Regions from separate parts of the Homo sapiens genome. Here region 2 is linked to region 1. A link is an interaction called in ENCODE POLR2A ChIA-PET data of the cell type or tissue named here. Cell type or tissue: PC-9. All regions are shown on one strand. Links, peaks and the distances in the headings refer to the core of each region. The heading gives the core; the rest is flanking DNA. Region 1 overlaps PPP1R16B (protein phosphatase 1 regulatory subunit 16B). Region 2 overlaps DHX35 (DEAH-box helicase 35).

The links. ChIA-PET counts read pairs that join two places held together with the same protein. Peaks named below come from ENCODE experiments on the same cell type or tissue, not always from the same donor. Only the 100,000 strongest peaks of a DNase experiment are listed, where the experiment ranks them.
Region 2: POLR2A ChIA-PET joins it to region 1 with 5 read pairs; 4 of 35 experiments call an interaction of 5 or more read pairs at or near these places.

What each region holds. Positions count from the first base shown.
Region 1 is chr20:38,879,418-38,882,331 of GRCh38, reverse strand. All of the region lies in intron 2 of PPP1R16B (protein phosphatase 1 regulatory subunit 16B), which reads right to left. Among named protein-coding and RNA genes, the nearest start is that of FAM83D, 46 kb to the left of the region's middle. In PC-9, for the core only: no CTCF peak of the experiment used is centred there; no DNase peak of the experiment used is centred there; H3K27me3 peaks cover 966 bases.
Region 2 is chr20:39,003,094-39,006,007 of GRCh38, reverse strand. It overlaps DHX35 (DEAH-box helicase 35), which reads right to left. Exons shown (of 22, transcript NM_021931.4): 11 at 2,101-2,259. Among named protein-coding and RNA genes, the nearest start is that of DHX35, 42 kb to the right of the region's middle. In PC-9, for the core only: no CTCF peak of the experiment used is centred there; a DNase peak (open chromatin) is centred at 1,337.

The sequences.
Region 1 (2,914 bases), core at 249-2,748:
TCCTTGAGCCTCCCTCATCAACACCACCTGACCTGGAGGCTGACCACAGCAGTCCTTCAGCCCCACCCAACACTGTCCCCCTCTGCAGGCTGGATACAGGGGACTCAACATGTCCCTCTGTCCAGGATCCCACTCCTCATTCTCTCTGCCCTGTGCCCTTGCTCTTTCTACAGCCCAGCACTAACTGTGTGCCAGGCATTGTGTTAAGCCCTTCATATCCATCAAGTCAATTAGTCCTCATAATCCAGTTACGAGGATAAGTAACCTGCTGTTATTAAATAGCTCCCTGCGATTATTGCTCCAGTTTACAGATGGGAAAACTGAGGCTCAGATTTGCATACATGAAATGATTTGCCCAAAGACACCTGGCTGGGAATGGTAGAGCTGGGATTTTCACCCAGGCCCAGCCAGCTCCGAAGAGTGAACCCTTAACCACTTTGCTAAAATGGTACCAAACAAGGACCCAGGGAAGGAAGCATATACAGCGGAGAGAAGAACAGGATGGACACAGATGTTATCATGAAGAGAGCCCACAGGGATGGCAAAAAGCTAAGAGAAAGGTCAAGAACATTGCCAATAAAGGTCAGTGTTCCAGAACATCATGTGATAGAGAAGACAGTTGCCAACAGGCATTGCTGCAGCCTTTGTGGTTACTATATTTGCAAATGAAGTCACTGAGGCACAGAAGTGAACACTGAGCCTGAGGTCCAGCGCCACCTCTGTCGGTCTCCCTGCTGCATCTCCATTGTAGGTAGACCCCAGCCTGCCCCTGCTTCCAAGCACCCTGGTGGCCTGCCTGATGTCGCCACATCCCGCCCACTGGGTTGCACCTCCTGCATGAACAGCCCAGTCCGCACTGACTTATTTCCCCCTCTTCAAGGTGCTGTCAGGACTGCTGTGTGCCCAGCCCTCTGCTCTGATAACGCCAAAGGGCCAGCACTCTCAGAGCAGCCCCTCTGCTCTCCTCCCAAGTCAAAGCTGTCCTGTGCCCCCAAGGCACTGCGCTTCCAAAAATCACCCCACTGAGCAATTGAAACCTTTCCACCCACCACTGCTCCTCCCTGGAGCAGAAATAGCCAGAAATAGCTGCTCCCAGGGAAGCCCGGCTGCCTGGAGCTGAGGGTGGAGACTCAGTCAAGTTGCATGGTGGTTTCTGCAGTGGCTGGTGCAGCCCGCCCCTCTGCCAGGCAGCTCCCCCGGGATCCTGGGTGATGACTCACCCTGGTGGACCAGAAAGACACGGGCTTCCCTCAAAGTCACATCCCCAGGACCAAGCCTCAGGTCCCAGGAGCCAGCCCCTTGCTCTTCCCCAGATAGAAAGTATCACTCTTGGCCCATTCAAGAAGAGGAGGGGTTGGACAACCGTGTGAAGACGCGTGGAAATCAGAGCCCTCGGGCCCTGCTGGTGGGAACGTAAGATGGCACAGCACTGTGGAAAACAGACTGACAGGTCCTTAAAAAGTTAAACAGCATTACCATCTGACCCAGCAATTCTACTCCTAGGTATATATTTAAGAGGAATGAACATATATGTCCACACAGAACTTTGCATATGAATGTTTTTATAGCATTAGTCGCGATATCTCTAAAGTAATACCCAAATTTCCATCAACTAATGAATAGATAAACAAAATTCCATACAATGGAATAGTATTTTTTTCTTTTTGAGACAAGGTCCCTCTCTCACCCAGGCTGGAGTACAGTGGTGTGATCAAGCTCACTGCAGCCTCAACCTCCAGGGCTCAAGCAATCCTCCCACCTCAGCCTCCTAAGTAGCTGGGAGTACAGGTGCGCACCACCATGCCCAGCTAATTTTTTTTGTATTTTTGTAGAGATGGCATTTTGCCATGTTGTCCAGGCTGGTCTCGAACTCCTCAGCTCAAGTGATCCTCCTGCCTCAGCCTCCCAAAGGGCTGGGATTACAAGCGTGAGCCACCACACCCAGCCCTGCCTGTCTTTCTCTGTCTTCACTTCACCTGGTTAATTCTTACTTAGATTCCAAGTCCCAGCTTCAATGTCATTTATTCTGCAAAGCCTCTTGCAGGTCTCCCAGGCTGGGCCAGGCACCCTTCTCATATGACTGCTGTGCCTCCCAAACTCCAAAAAGACTTAACACTATTTTATAGTTATGTATGGATTTGTCTGTGTCTTTACGACACTAAAGTTCTGGAGGGATAGGGTGAGTAGGACCATCTTTTGGCTACCGTGCTGCTCCTGTGATGTAGTTCAGGCCCCCAGTCAATTTCTGATGACCGCAGAAGTGAATGGAGCTTACCTGGCCTCTACCCAAGCCTCAGAACCAGCCAGAACATCTGTTCTTGAGCTACTCTATGCTTCTTCCTTTGGACAAGAGCATTCCCAGGCTGGGCCACAGACTTTTCCTTGTCAGAGAGAATCTTCACCCTTTGGCTTGAACAAAGAGGCCAGTTCCTCTCCTAGCATCTCTGACACCCTTAGCACCACCAGGACAAGATGGCCAAGGGGACCCCAGACACGTAGCTATAAACCTGCTCCCTTCTAGAACCTCTGTGCCCAGGACATATGTCTCTGCTAGACAGAAGGGGTTGACAGAGATTCACATCAGCTACCCAGATGCCTCTGCACATGTAACTTACATCTGGCATTGGGTGTATGCAGGAAAAGTGACAGCACACCCTTTAGGATATAAGCTCTATGCGGGCAACTCGTGTCTGTCTTCTTATGTGGGGCATGCAGCTCCTAGAGAAAGCACTCAACAAATATTTGTTGACTGAATGAACAAATTAAAAATATTTTTTTAAATTCTAAGAATAAAAAACTAAAGATACCCAGAAAACTGATGTACAAAGTAGGCCTGCAGTTAATCTTTTTCAATATGTATAGTCTTTCTGACACATGGAGGTTGGGGTGAGGTGGGGAATCACTTCCTAATGTG
Region 2 (2,914 bases), core at 230-2,729, 120 kb before region 1:
GAGTTTCCAAGTCAGGGGGTGCCCTGGGTTTGAATTCTCCCTAATCATGTGACCCTGGACAAGTTACTCAACCTCCTGAACCTGTTTCCTCATCTACATAATAAGATTTACCACCTCCCCTAGGGCTACTGAAGGGACTATATACAATTAATATATAAAGTGATCAGAGCCTAGCATTTGTTAGTTTTTCCCTTTGGCATAACCAAAGTAAATCACCCTCCATCTTGCGCAGGTATAGTCATTTATTCATTCATATCATGATTACTTTCTGAGGGTGTGCACTTTGCCAAGCACTGTTCAAGGTGCTGGGATGTAGGATAAACAAGACAGACAAGGCCCCTGCTCTGCCAGAGTTTACATTCTAGTTTGAGTGTTTAGGGTGAAGACATGCTGAACATAAACAAGAAGATAATTTCAGAGAACAACAAATACTATAAAGAAAATATTAACACAATGAGGCAATATGATATGATGTAGTATATAACATGTATATTATATATTATTGTAATAATAGGGCATGCTACTTTACTTTTGTTGGCCAGGCAGAGCCTCTGTGAAAGATTTTGAGCAGAGACCTGAGTAACAAGCAGCAGCCAACCCTATAGAGATCCAAGAATAAGAAACAGTTCAAAGGAAGGAGAAACAGCCAGTGCAGCCAAAATACAAAGTACAAGATGAGGTTGCAGAGGGAGGCAGATATGCAATCATATGTGGTCTCTGGGCCACCATGAGGTATTTGAATTTTATTCCCAGTACATTGGGAGCTGCCCCTGAAGGGTTTAAGTAGCAGGGGACACATATATATAGCAGTTAGAACTTTTTTCAGGCACTTTACATTTTATAAATCATTTTATAAAAATTATTTTATAAATGATCATTTTATAAAATAATCTTTCTAATATTTTTATGTAGTTGGGATTAAGATGTTATGCTATAAAACCACCTATCTGAAAGTTATTATTATTTACGTTTTACAGCTGCAAAAACTCAGATTCGAGGTTAAGTCAGTTGTCCCAAGGCACATAGTAGCTCAGGGGCAGAATCCAGGTCTCCTGATTGGCTGGCTGCAATTAATGTTTGACAGGGCAGACTCATGTTGCTCCATCCCAATGGTCAAGGGGCTGAGCACCCTCTTCCAGGTGGTCTGAAATTGGGAGTGGATCCTCAGACCATCCCTCACCTGCTCTATTCTCTGCCATCTGTTGATAAATAGCTACTACAGTAAAAGCTGTCCTCGGGCTGGTTCTGTGCAGTCCTCATCTAATGAAAGGAAAAGGCAGAGTCAGGCCCAGGTGGACTGGCTGCCTGCCAGCTCCTTCAAACCAATGCTTTCCACCACACCCTTCCTCACTCTCACTTCAAGGCTAAACATTTTTAAGCCACACCTTGAATTAATTGATTTAAACTTGGCCCTTTAAAATAGGCAAGCTGATACTTAAAACAAATTATTTAGAAACCATGTGTACCAATTTTTCTATTGCTCCTGACTGACCTCAATCCCCCTAAACAATCCCTTAAGCCAAAGTAAGCATGTGTCGTGGGAAATATTAGGAAGGCAGAAGAGAAGAAAAGAGAAGTCACCTGATCTGATAACTACTGTCAAAGTGATCCTTCAGTGGGACAGGTTTAGAATCTTCACAACAGGCCGGGCACGGTGGCTGACGCCTGTAATCCCAGCACTTTGGGAGGCCAAGGTGGGCGGATCACAAGGTCAGGAGATCGAGACCATCCTGGCTAACTTAGTGAAACCCCGTCTCTACTAAAAATACAAAAAAAAATTAGCCGGGTGTGGTGGCGGGCGCCTGTAGTCCCAGCTACTCAGGAGGCTGAGGCAGGAGAATGGCGTGAACCCGGGAGGCAGAGCTTGCAGTGAGCTGAGATCGCGCCACTGCACTCCAGCCTGGGCAACAGAGCGAGACTCCATCTCAAAAAAAAAAGAAATCTTCACAATGTATTATTTATTGTGTGCTTTTAGATCTACTACACAGAAATATGGACCTAGAAGTCTGCCTTGTGTTTAGCAAGTTTCAAAACAAGTAAAGGAGCATCATTATGATTATAGACGGCTGCCAACACCCTTGGTCATCAGGATAGTCTCACCTTTCTGACACTGCGTGACACCCTTTCAAACACTTTCATTTGCTCAAAGGAAGGCAGTCCTGCATACATGGGGAGAACTCGGAGGTGTCTCTTCATCCCAGTGCGAGCTAGTGCTCGAGCCTGCTCGATGAGCATCGACACAACAGTTTCTACCTCTTCCTAAAGACGTTGAACCAGGAACCAAAGAAACCGAGATCAATTTAAAGCATGCTATTTTATCATACTGAAAGAAAATAAAAGTTGGGATCTGGACTTTAATTTTGGTCAGATTCAAGAATTTCAGTGCCGTCATGTTCCACTCTGGGATGGTATTTAATTAAATGCTAATACACAATGATGACAATGGGTGAAATTTTGCAACTACACTATTAGTTACTAAAAACTCGGTATGATCTGCAATGAATGGAAGAGTTCCCAATAAATAAAAACGATGACTATTTTACTCAGCATACATATACGGTGTCAAACAAGCATCTCATGCATATAGACAAGTTGCAGCATATAAAATCACTGTAAGCTTTCTCCAAAAAAGATTACTGAACCATGGAAAGTGTTTGGCAGTGGAAAAGATTACAGTTGGAGGGCAGGTCTGAATAGTGCTGGCCACCGTCAGCGAGCACTTGGGTCTGTTCAGTTGTTTTACCAGTAATATGGCCACTTATCACCTCCAGGATGAGCTGTAAAGGTGTCACTGGAAAAAGAGGTACACAGCAGCAACATGTGTGCAGGACATGGACCTAATGTAGTATCCAATTCTGGCAAACAAAATAGCCCTCACTCAACTACCTAGTTTATTTTGGAATCAGCTAATACA